Linked DNA regions of Homo sapiens: region 2 is linked to region 1. Evidence: chromatin contacts called from ENCODE Hi-C or POLR2A ChIA-PET data. All regions are on one chromosome and are shown on one strand. The core of a region is the stretch at or near the end of the contact, and the rest is flanking DNA. Distances in the headings are between cores, read along the strand shown.

What was found. A loop is a pair of places that touch in the nucleus more often than their neighbours do. ChIA-PET counts read pairs that join two places held with the same protein, here RNA polymerase II (POLR2A). Pooled maps may share reads with other maps.
Region 2: a map of OCI-LY7 shows a loop between it and region 1 (4-fold over the local background). The contact joins two enhancer-like sites. A Hi-C loop is called at or near these places in 2 of 168 maps with a recorded cell type or tissue (OCI-LY7 and PC-3) and 6 of 50 pooled maps. POLR2A ChIA-PET finds 5 or more read pairs at or near these places in 1 of 52 experiments (activated T-cell).

What each region holds. Positions count from the first base shown.
Region 1 is chr12:1,111,355-1,117,920 of GRCh38, forward strand. ERC1 (ELKS/RAB6-interacting/CAST family member 1) reads left to right here. Exons shown (of 19, transcript NM_178040.4): 6 at 861-944; 7 at 4,512-4,679. It overlaps LOC124902857 (a long non-coding RNA gene), which reads right to left. Exons shown (of 3, transcript XR_007063157.1): 2 at 6,212-6,268; 3 at 4,060-4,145. Among named protein-coding and RNA genes, the nearest start is that of ERC1, 120 kb to the left of the region's middle. RefSeq lists an enhancer at 4,046-5,245. Within about 2 kb of position 4,262, at least 6 of the 41 ENCODE cell types and tissues checked have a DNase peak (open chromatin) inside an H3K27ac peak, as active enhancers do.
Region 2 is chr12:1,314,555-1,320,540 of GRCh38, forward strand. The region is part of intron 15 of ERC1 (ELKS/RAB6-interacting/CAST family member 1); the gene reads left to right. Among named protein-coding and RNA genes, the nearest start is that of LINC00942, 180 kb to the right of the region's middle. Within about 2 kb of position 4,122, at least 10 of the 41 ENCODE cell types and tissues checked have a DNase peak (open chromatin) inside an H3K27ac peak, as active enhancers do.

The sequences.
Region 1 (6,566 bases), core at 3,012-5,511:
GCCAGAAAATAAGTGTTTTCCCCCTTTATTTCCCAGTTGTATTCTCCAGGTTCTTAGAAATGAAACCCGCAACATCCCAGTAGTGTGAAGGAATGATAACATCACTTCCCCTCCAGTTTCTGGCTTCTTGCCATGGTGCCCATACCTGGCATATAAGTCTACAGAATATTCCTCTGCTACCTCCAGACTCTATTATTAATTATTTCTACTACTTTCATTTCAGTTTTAGAAATTAAAAACTCACATACCCAACTTTTTTTTTTTTTCTTTTTCTTTTTTTTTGAGTCGGAGGTATGCTTTGTCGACCAGGCTGGAGTGCAGTGGCGTGATCTCGGTTCACTGCAGCCTCCGTCTCCAGGGTTCAAGCTTCAGTCTGCTGAGTAGCTGGGATTACAGGCGCCCACCACCATGCCCAGTTAATTTTTGTAGTTTTAGTAGAGACGGGTTTCACTATGATGGCCAGGCAGGTCTCGAACTCCTGACCTCAAGTGATCCTCCTGCCTTGGCCTCCCACGGTGCTGGGATATAATCATAGGTGTGAGCTGCTGCGCCTGGCCTCACATAACCAACTTTCTATTAGTTTGGATTTTTCACCCTGATTTGAGAACAAGACATAGTGCCGTATGATCTCTGTGTTTATGTTTTTCATTTGTTGATTAGCACATTCCAGTCCACTGTGGGGGGAAAAAACCTGTGAACTTAGAAACTACCTATGGCTCTTTGAAGAGGGAATGAGGGGAACAGATTTGATTGTATTATATAAGTTATTGTTATTTCTAGTTACCATTCTGCCTCAAAAGTAGACAAGAAGAAGACCTAAGTTGACACATAAGTGAAAAAGAATAATAATGTCGTGACAGGTAGAACAACTGAAGGAGGAACTAAGTTCGAAAGAGGCTCAATGGGAGGAGCTGAAAAAGAAAGCGGCTGGTCTTCAGGCTGAGGTCTTTGCCGTAAGATTTACCTCTTTGTGTGCAGTGGTCCCACAGTGGGACCCTGCTAGCTCTATGGCTTCTGGGTGGCTTACCCTTTCATTCTCTATGGTTGGCAGCTTTGCCCATTACTAGCACTAACCAGCCTGCTCTGCTCTTTAACTGACTCCTGTTCACTAGTTTGACCCACATGTCACTTTGTGTGCAGTGAGCCTTCACGTGTTCTGGAAGCCTTGTACCTGGTACTTTATTGTTGCTTTTGTCACTCTGTGGATGGTATTTCAAAGCCTGTTTCTTTCTCAACCCTTTATTGTTGGTTTATATGAATGGCGGCCTTCTTTTCTTCCTAGGTACAAGAATATATGCAGTTGTTCTAGGCCTATCACCTAGAGTTTATTTGAATTTGAAACTCTTGAGCAAAGTGCTTTACCTTATGTAGACATTATCTTTAAGTCTCCAGTGAGTGATTTTGCCACAAATGTTACTTTCTTTAGGACAGATGTATAGAAAGTATTTATCTAGTAAATTGAAATTACTAAGAGACTTATTTCAGGTATCTAAATCTAGTTCAATATTCTAATGAACTTAAAATTTCAATTCAGAACATAATAATAAAATAAATACAGTTGGCCCTCCATATCTGTGGATTTGCATCTGTGTGTTTAACCAACTGTTTTTTATTTTCAGGGTAAAAAAATGGATGTTGTGTCTGTGCTGAACATGTACAGGCTTTTTTCCCATGTCATTATTCCCTAAGCAATACAGTATGACAACTATTTACATTGTAAATATTTACATTGTATTACGTATTACAAGTAATCTAGAGATGATTTAAACTATACTGGAGGATGTGCATAGGTTATATGCAAATTCTACATCATTTTATATCAGGGACTTCAGCCTTCATTAATTTTGGTATCCAAGGTGTGTCTTGGAACCAGTCCCCCATGGACCCATGGATACCGAGGGATGGCTGAATAATAAAGTAGCTAACACTTGCACACTTACTGTAAACATTTTATAACGTGCTGAGTTAGACATATTATCAACTCCAAATTATAGACGAGGAAACTGAGGTAACAGAATGGTGCCTAGGAAAACACAGCTAGTAAGAGGCAGGATTTGGTTTTATACAGGCAGTCTTCTTCCACATACTGCTTACAAGTTCTTTACTGACCTATACTAGGCTGTGCACACATTTGTCAAAGTGTCAGCAAAAACTGCTTCTGAAAATAATTGTGGCTAAGACTGGAATAAAAAAATACAGCATTTAAAAAACCAAACTTGGGCTACTTTTGTAGATTTGCTATTTATGGTCCACTTTATAGTATATATTAAAAAGGGAAATATTTTGGTGGAAAGGGTCTAATTTGGTTTATGGAAACCATATATTGGCTAGAGGGAAGGTTGATCAATAACTTCCTTTTTAAAATAGCTACTATTAGTAATTTCTGCATTGAGTCAGACAACAGGCTAAGCACATTTCACGCTTTATTTTACTGAATCCATAAACAGTACAGTGGCATTCGTATAATTTCTCCTTATTACTAATTAGGAAACTGATTAGGAAAGTAATTATTCAGGGACACATAGCTAGCTTAGTTCTGATAGGTGAATGTCTGCAAAGCCTTGTGCTCCTAAGCTTTGTATTATATTTGCTTCCCCTTTATAATGTCTTCCCTTCTCAGTCTTTAAGGAAAATTTGTGCTTCTAAACTCTGCTTTTCTTTTCTTTTTTTCTTTTTCTTTATTTTTTTGAGACAGAGTCTTTCTCTGTCGCCAGGCTGGAGTGCAGTGGCGAGATCTCGGCTCACTGCAACCTCTGACTCCCTGGTTCAAGCGATTCTCCTGCCTCAGCCTCCTGAGTAGCTGGGATTACAGGCATGCGCCACCATGCCCAGCTGATTTTTGTATTTTTAGTAGAGATGGGTTTCACTATGTTGGCCAGGATGGTCTTGATCTCCTGACCTTGTGATCCACCCGCCTCGGCCTTCCAAAGTGCAATGATTACAGGCGTGAGCCACTGCACCCGGCCTAAACCCTGCTTTTCATTTAAAATATTTTCTTTTCTTTCTTAGTCTTTAAGGTCAATATAGCATTATTTGAAGCTTACTTAATAATGCAGATGATGACGAAACAGATTTTTATATTTATTTTTGACCACGTGATTGGAGGTAGCTGGAAATTTGAATAATCTTAGTCATAGTTCTTTAGCTGAGAAAATGGTAACACTTTGAACATCCCCCAAAATATTCATTCATACAACAAATGTGTTTTTGTTACAATCAGTGTGTTAGGGAATGGAATAGTGTTAATGGGTTGTTTTTATTGGTGAAGGGATATCATAAAAGACTCCACGTTGTTACAGTGTGTGCTAACTCTTGGGTACATACTATTTTGCAGGATGAATATAGCCACCGTTTAAAATTATCTTCCACTGATGTTTTTAGTATCCTCAGGTACTTTGTATACAATAAGCATACAGAAATATTTGTTGAATGAATGAATAACTATATCTCTAAAAAGAGATTTTATGCATATGAGAAAAATACTTAATCTTTTTTGAAACAGAAGGCTAAATTGGAAATTTATTTTTGGTGTTCCTCAAAGGTCTAATTTTAATTAATGTGAAATTTATTTCTTCATGGGAAATTGTTCTCAAAAGCTTTATCCCTTATACCTAAGATTATTACAATTACAATACTTTAGATACATTCAAGTTTTTGAAAATGAAAAGATAACTTTTTGTTTCATCAGTGACACCGAAATTACTGACTTGTCAAATGTATACTTCCAATAATTAGTATCTTTTTTAGTTCCTTGTTAGGTGGTAGACATAATTTAAAAGGAGATGTAATTTCTGTTTACATGGCTTCCATTTAGGGTAAAAAACTATTTTTAAAATTCTTAGAAAACAGGAATGTAAAGAAGGTGTTAGAAAGAAAATACTTTCAATGTTAAGAGAGAAATTAATCAATACACATAACATCAAATTATAGGATTTTACAAAACCATGTTATGTATAACATTAAAAGTGGCTTTTTAAGATAAGAATTTTATGCAAACTTTTGAGAATGAAAAAGATAACAGTGAAAAATTAGCACAACAGCAGCAGATTTTGAATTTTAAATAGTACTAGGAGGTTTCTAAAACCTTTTTTGTTATATCTGCACTCATCCTGCATTTGATCCATCATGTTCTGAAGAGGTCTCACCTAGAAAAATGAAAACCATTTCATCAGTACAGTGGTGTTCAGTTGCTTACTGCTGTCTCATAGTCATCTAATTGAATTGGAATTTCCTTTCCCTCCATTCCCTTTCTAAGAGGTTTCAAAGAATATTTAGAAGACACAATAAATGAAAACTGGACATTTCCCTATTGGTTGAATAAGTTTAGTGGTTTTTTTTGGCTCAGGGTTGGGGAGATCCAAGGTTATGTCATGCAAAAAGATGAATATGACCTATCACACAGTTCGTGCTGCATTTAGTTTCATATTTTGTGACTCAGATCTGTGAAAGATACAGATAAGAGGTGTTTGTTTTATTTCTTTTTTCCTTAAAGTGTTTTACTTCTTTTCTAGATTGGCCAGGTGAAACAGGAGCTGTCCAGAAAGGACACAGAACTACTCGCCCTGCAGACAAAGCTAGAAACACTCACAAACCAGTTCTCAGATAGTAAACAGCACATTGAAGTGTTGAAGGAGTCCTTGACTGCTAAGGAGCAGAGGGCTGCCATCCTGCAGACTGAGGTAGAAACAATTCTGGGATTTGTGGGGAGTTGGTTTCTTGGCACCTTTTCATAAGCGTTACCTGTGCTGTTTTTGTTATGTTTAGAATTGGGAAATATGAGTAATGTTATGATTAATTCTTCAGCAGCGTGATCAGTCACTGTGCTAAAATGTAACCATCTTATTTCAGTTGTTCTTAGATCTAACAAGTTAAAACAGGTGCAGTTTATGTTTTTAATTCTTTAAACTTTTGCCAAGTCTGTACTTCAAAGTATACTCTGACAGTATTAAAAATAAAAGGATAATTGTAAAAGAGAAATCATTGATTTAGAAGCTTCAGTTCAACCCCTGGTGAATTTTCTAGTCATGAATGACAATGAGCTTGGTTACACTGTGTTTGGAGTACATTTAAGTGTCTTTAAGTTGTGATATTATGAATAACTGTATATAGGAAACTGGAATCTGTTAAAGTTCTAGATAGTCTAATTTTAAACCACAGATTATTAGACAATGTGTCTTCATATCCTGTTTGAAAATAAAGTTAGTGTTTTTAGAATTTTTTTTTTTTTTTTGAGATGGCCTCTCGCTCTGTTGCCCAGGCTGGAGTGCAGTGGTGTGATCTTGGCTTGGCGTGATCTTGGCTCACCACTACCTCCGCCTCCTGGATTCAGGTGATTCTCCTGCCTCAGCCTCCTGAGTAGCTGGGATTATAGGCGCATGCCACCAAGCCTGGCTAATTTTTGTATTTTTAGTGGAGATGGGGTTTCACCATATTGGCCAGGCTGGTCTCGAACTCCTGACCTCTTGATCCGCCCGCCTCTGCCTCCCAAAGTGCTGGGATTACAGGCATGAGCCACCATGCCCGGGCAGTGTTTTTCAAAATCTTGGAAGATGATCTAGACTATTGGCTATGACTTCAGTTAGGTATCCACCATCTTCAGATAGGTATATGACTTCAGATAGATATTTAGTGTATTTGCTAAATAATCCCAGATCGATTCTTATCTATCTTACTTTCAATGATCGAAGAGAAAGAGTTGATGATACCATGTGGATTTACTGTCTTAATATAAATATTTTTTAAAGGTTGCAGTGAAATAGATAATTTAAGAATAGATAAGTAGTTTTGCTTTATAGAAGAAACATAAAGCATATGATGTAGATTAGCTTTTTTTCTTTAAAGAAAAATAAGAACATAATTTGGTGGAAAAAAGGAATGAGGAGGAAAAGAAAGAATAAAAACCTCATAGTCTTAGAAGACAAGAATCTTCCAATAAGGAAGAATGAAGAAGGAACCTAAACTGTTTCATGTAATATTTTTATCTGTACAATTTGGGGCTTTGTTAAAAATGGGAGATTTTAGCTGACATGTTTGTCATTTTTCTTATAACTTACACTTTTTCTATTTTAGTTATGTTTCATTTTGTTATGATGTCAGCTCCATTCTACCTCACAGAGATATTTGGGTATAAAATCATGAGATGCAGTAGTGGCTAAGGCTTTGGCTCTAGAGTCATGTTTACTGAGTTTGGACTTCCATCTTTACCACTTACTATGAGTCGCGTGATCCTGGGAACGTATTCAACTTCCTTACACTTCACTTTTCACGTCTGTAAGGTGAAGAGAATAGTAGTGCTTAACTCATAAGTTTGTTGTTAGAATTAAACTCGTTTATTTACTGCCAGTGTCTGGCACATAGTAAAGTCTTTGTACATTCGTCATTGTTATCATTTTATAATTCTTCTAATAAAATCAACTAATGCATATACTGTTGAGATGTTAAGAGAACATAGTATTTAGATGATCTGCATTTTCTTACTTTTATTAAGCTAAACTTAGGTTTATTCAGGGAATTATAAATATGAAATCATCTAGATAATGTTACCTGCAAAGTTATTCATTTATAGC
Region 2 (5,986 bases), core at 2,872-5,371, 200 kb after region 1:
CTTTCCTACCTGAATTTTTGACAAGCACACAATGATTGACCCTGGTAAATTGACATAAGGTATTTTTAACTCCAGCCAGTTTTTTTCTTTACTGTAGTAATTTGTGTGAAGCTTTCTAAGAAGTAAATATGTAATTTACTGTCAAAGCTTTTTTCTTTTAGAAAATCTAAGCCATGAACATTTAATATGTTTTCGTTTTACCTTATATTAGGAAGATAATGGCAATCTTTTAAAAATAAAAATTATTTCTTTGTTCATATCTTAATTTTTGTTTCAATCTGTCTGTCCATTTTGGTCTTGTCTATTTTACCTCTGGGCTCTATCTTTACTACAACCAGTCTTCCTAACTCTTCTCCCAACTTTCAGAAGTAGTTTTCTAACTATGTCAATGAAGTATTTCCAAATGAAACTTGCCAAATGGTCTAATGCCATAAAGACTTCTGCTTCTGTCTTCATTGGATTTTAGTCAGTAAATTTTCTTTCTTTTTTATTTATTTGTTTATTTATTTATTGAGAATGGAGTCTCACTCTCTCTGCTCACTGCAACCTCTGCCTCCCGGGTTCAAGCAATTTTCCTTCCTCAGCCTGCCAAGTAGCTGGGACTACAGGTGTGCACCACCACATTTGGCTAATTGTATTTTTAGTACAGGTGGGATTTCACCATGTTGTCCAGGCTGATCTTGAACTCCTGACGTCAGGTGATCCACCCACCTCGGCCTTCCAAAGTGCTGGGATTATAGAAGTGAGCCACTGCGCCCAGCCCATATTCAGAAGTTTTCTACAGTTTTTTTGTTTTGTTTTGTTTTGTTTTTTTGAGATGAAGCCTTGCTCTGTCACCCAGGCTAGAGTGCAGTGGTGTGATCTTGGCTCACTGCAACCTCCACCTCCCAGGTTCAAGCTATTCTCCTGCCTCAGCCTCCCAAGTATCTGGGATTACAGGTGCCCGCCACAACGCCTAGCTAATTTTTGTATTTTTAGTAGAGACGGGGTTTCACCATGTTGGCCAGGCTGGTCTCGAACTCCTGACCTCAGGGGATCCGCACTTTTGGAGGCCGAGGTGGGCGGATCTACAGGATTTTAAAACATGAAGTTGTGCCTCTTCCCAAATTTATTCTCAGACTTATTTTTTTACTAGTTTTATTTCTGAATGGCACATTAGAGAGAGAGAAAGCCAGAGAGAGAGAGAGCGAGAGAGAGGAAAGAAGAGACAAGGTGGGACCGATGGTATAATTGAGTTCATAGAAAGACAGTGAAGTGAATCATGGGTGTTTCATCACTTTACAAAACTGATAACAATAATATCATTTCTAGAAACGTGAATTTACAGTATGAAATGGTAAACATTTTTTTTTTTTGAGACGGAGTCTCACTCTGTCGCCCAGGCTGGAGTGCAGTGGTGCAGCCTTGGCTCACTGCAAGCTCCACCTCCAGTGAGCCATTCCCCTGCCTCAGCCTCCCCCAGCAGCTGGGACTACAGGTGCATGCCATCACGCCCGACTAATTTTTTGTATTTTTAGTAGAAATGGGGTTTCACCGTGTTAGGCAGATGGTCTTGATCTCCTGACCTCGTGATCCACCCGCCTCGGCCTCCCAAAGTGCTGGGATTACTGGCTTGAGCCACCGCGCCCGGCTGGTAAACATCTTTTTATAGCTAATGGGCACTTTTAGGCTAACTGAGCAGTGAACACTATTAAATATATGAGAAGCTTTTTAAACCACCTTCCACTTAATTCATAACTACTTGTCAGGTTGAGACTTTCTTTTCTCTGTTAACCATGCCAATTTTTGCTCAGAGCATGCTGAAAAAGCTACTAGATTACTGTCACATATACCAGGCATGGCTCTGTTAACCTGTTTAGTTGTATTATTGCTGAAAAGTTATTTATTCCAGCTATTCTTGATATTTTAATTATATATTTTTATTATTATAAGAAACCAATGACATACTCATATGAAAAAATATCTCTGTGAAATAAAGCAAAATGTTTTGGAAAAGGGATGCAGGTAAGTCATTTCAAAATTGCTGTTGTTAATGCGGGAGAGGATTTGGAAAAATAGGAACGCTTTTATACTGTTGGTGGGAGTGTAAATTAGTTCAACCATTGTGGAAGACACTGTGGCGATTCCTCAAGGATCTAGAACCAGAAATACCATTTGACCCAGCAATCCCATTACTGGATATATACCCAAAGGATTATAAATCATGCTGCTATAAAGACACATGCACACGTATGTTTATTGCAGCACTGTTCACAATAGCAAAGACTTGGAACCAAACCAAATGCCCATCAATGATAGACTGGATAAAGAAAATGTGGCACGTGGCCAGGCATGGCGGCTCATGCCTGTAATCCCAGCACTTTGGGAGGCCGAGGCGGGTGGATCACCTGAGGTCAGGAGTTCAAGACCAGCCTGGCCAACATGGTGAAACCCCATCTCTACTAAAAATACCAAAAATTAGCTGGGTGTAGTGGCAGGCACCTGTAATCCCAGCTACTCAGGAGGCTGAGACAGGAGAATCGCTTGAATCCAGGAGGCAGAGGTTGCAGTGAGCCGAGGTCATGCCATTGCACTCCACCCTGGGCAACAAGAGAGAAACTCTGTCTCAAAAACGAAAAAAAAAAAAAAAGAAAATGTGTAACATATACACCATGGAATACTATGCAGCCATAAAAAAGGATGAGTTCATGTCCTTTGCAGGGACATGGATGAAGCTGGAAACCATCATTCTCAGCAAACTAACACAGGAACAGAAAACCAAACACCGCATGTTCTCACTCATAAGTGGGAGCTGAACCGTGAGAACACATGGACACAGGGAGGGGAACATCACACACGGCCTGTCGGGGGATCAGGGGCTAGGAAAGGGATAGCATTAGGAGAAATACCTAATGTAGATGATGGGTTGATGGGTGCAGCAAACCACCATGGCACATGTATACCTATGTAACAAACCTGCACGTTCTGCACGTGTATCCCAGAACTTAAAGTATAATTTTAAAAAAAGTAAATCCAAAAAAAAATTGCTGCTGTTGAATTAGGTTAACAGTTACTGAATATTGGGAGACTTTTTGAAACCTCACAGTTTGAAATTGGCATTGTATTTCAAATGTCTGCATACTGACTAGCCCCACTTTCACACAACCAGAGCTGAAAAGGATGTGAAAAAGACAATACTGAACCTAAGTCATCAGATTATATGGTGATCTTTGGATCTCGTCTAAATGAAAAACCAGCAAAGCAGCTTCAAAGCAGCAAAACACTCTCTATATACTTTCTTTATTCTTTAAGAAATATTTTAGTTAATCACCTAGCAGACTTGAGTGTCACATAAAGGGGCTTCTTCTATAGTTTCTCATAAATAATTTGCTGATTCTGGGAACTCTAAAAGGTAAATATTTTATGTAGCATGTGTATATTGTAAATTATTTATAAAAATGTTTTAAAAGACCTAATCCTGAAATAGTAAATAACTAAAAATTTACAAATACTATTCTCAAATAGTAAATAAGTATATATGAGCTTTCAAGTTAGAACTAAAATTTCCATGATGTGATATCTATTTTAAGATTTGTTTATCAAGGAATATTGTAATTTGGGAGGATTTTTTAAAAGCAGATTTTATTTTTTCTGCCCTTCACAAAAACTAAATCTGAGCCTTGGGAAATCAGGGCAGCTGCATCATGATGTGACTTGCCTGGGGTTTGGTATTTTGCTGAGATACCTGCCAGTTGGAATTAGAACCCTATGGGTATAACTAGGGTAGACTTAATTATTGGCTTACTGTATTTAAATCAAAATGAAAAGCTCATACAAAATTTTGTACCCGTACTCTGAAAAAATGTGGAACTGTTTTTGGACTAAAATTTTATAGCTTTTGTGGCTAATGAGGCATGAAATAAATTGGCAAGCTCAAACTGTTCGGAGTACAGTGGTACAGTGTGCATTTTCTAATTCCCAGCCCTTGGGATTCCAGCAAAGGTCACAAATTAAACAAAGTCAGGATTAATCAAGACTATAATCAAATAAAACTCAATCATTAATCCTCTTCTGACTTACAATAGAGTGATTGTGTAATTGTGTGAGAAGCACTGGAGAGGGCTCTTTTGTAGTGCGTAGGAAAATCAACATTAAGGTGTCAGACAGAAAAGTGAAACCCTGCAGGTGAAGCTGTCTCTGGAGCCAAGAGAAACTGGCAATTTATGCAGAGTTGCAAGTGAAGCTTTGGAGCATTGAAAGGCTGTTGGCACTGAGCTGCAGAGCGTGTGGGTCTCTCGGTGAGGCCTCCACAGAGATCAGTTTACGGGCTGCAGCAGGCCGTTTGCTGAGAAGCTCAGTGTTTGGGTGCAGCAGCTCCAAGCAACAGTCTCTCCAAGTTAACTGCCAGAAATTTACTGTGTAATTCTCAGCTCTTTGTAATTTTGAAGAAGAGGTTATGGAAAAGCATTTCCTCTGTGGGAGTAATTATGTGTCAGAAAATGCCATTCCTCAATAAAGGGGGAAGGTTCACAAAGCACAGAACTTTGTCCTATTTATTCCATGTTCCTGACTTCTGAACTGATGCTTGCTTTCTGCTATTTTATGTTCTATAGTGATACTTTCTTCATTTTTCATCCCTTCATCTCAAGTCAGCGTCAGTTTTATTGCTTTAAAAGTCAACAGTGATACTATCCAGTTCTGCTAAGAGTGAAACTTTAAGAATAAAATTTGATTTTAATTCATCCCTTATTATATGTGAGTATATTTTTTATATTCGCTTTAAGGATAGTATTTACCTCTGTTTGTTAGCTTTCTGCTTTCCTTCGTATACCAAATAGAAAAATTCTCATTCACTCACCCCCAAAGCATGTGCCTGTTATCACATGATTCAGTTTGAGTTTCTATATTACACAATTTCTGTTTCTTACATTGCTTTTTCCTATTTATGTACTAAGCTCTCTGTATATGCAGGATACTGTTAGGTATGATATGAGATATTTATTATTTTCTTTCAAGTAAATAAACAACCATTATCCATGCATAGCTGGTCAGTCCCATAAATTTTAGTACTAAAATATCACTTGGATTATTTTATTAGCAAGACTTTATTGTAATGATGTATTTCAGATTTTGTCTTTCCATTTAGGCTCATATATGTTACATTTTGGTATCATTATTGAAACAAATTCATGAATTGAGTTCATCATTAGAAAATGAAAGCCTCAGAATTTTGGTAATTGTTTTGGACCATCACAAAAATGTGCTTGGCATATTTAAATTCTGTATTTTTTTCCCTTACCTGTAATAACTTTTCAAAGTACCTAAAGCTATGATAGAAATGGAATAGCATATAGAATACTTGTGTGTGTGTTTGTATGCAGGGGGGCGGCTTCTTATTTTTACCTTTTTTCTGATTTTATATATACAATGTTAGATATATTGTTCTGCAATTTATATTTCAGTGGAAGAATATTCATGGTTATTTTTTAAAGTCAGCATAAAGATCTGTTGCATTCTGTTTAACAAGTGCTTTGTGTTCCAGTGTATAGATACTGCATTATTTATTTCATCCTTTCTTGGTTGAAGATTGTTTAGGTTATTTCCAGTTGTGTAATATTGCAGATAATACTGTAAAGAAAATCATTATACTTGCATCTTTTCACATATGTAAGCATATTTTTCTAGGATAGATAATGGAGTTGCTGGGTCAAAACATAATGGCGTATTTTATTTTGAAAACTGTTGCTCAAGCACTCTTATAAAAGGCTCTACCCCACATGTGCTCTCACCCAAATGTGTATGAAAGTGTGCATCTCCTTAATTGTTAGGTGTAGTGGATACTATCCATCTTTTACATTTTTGCTGACTTTTATATTTGAGATATCTTTCTACACCATTACTCACCCTTTTCTTTCCAGCAGAGTAGTATTCCATAGTATTATATTTAATTAGTCCTCCATTAATGAACATTTAAGTTACTTCTAACAGTTTGCCATTACATTCAATG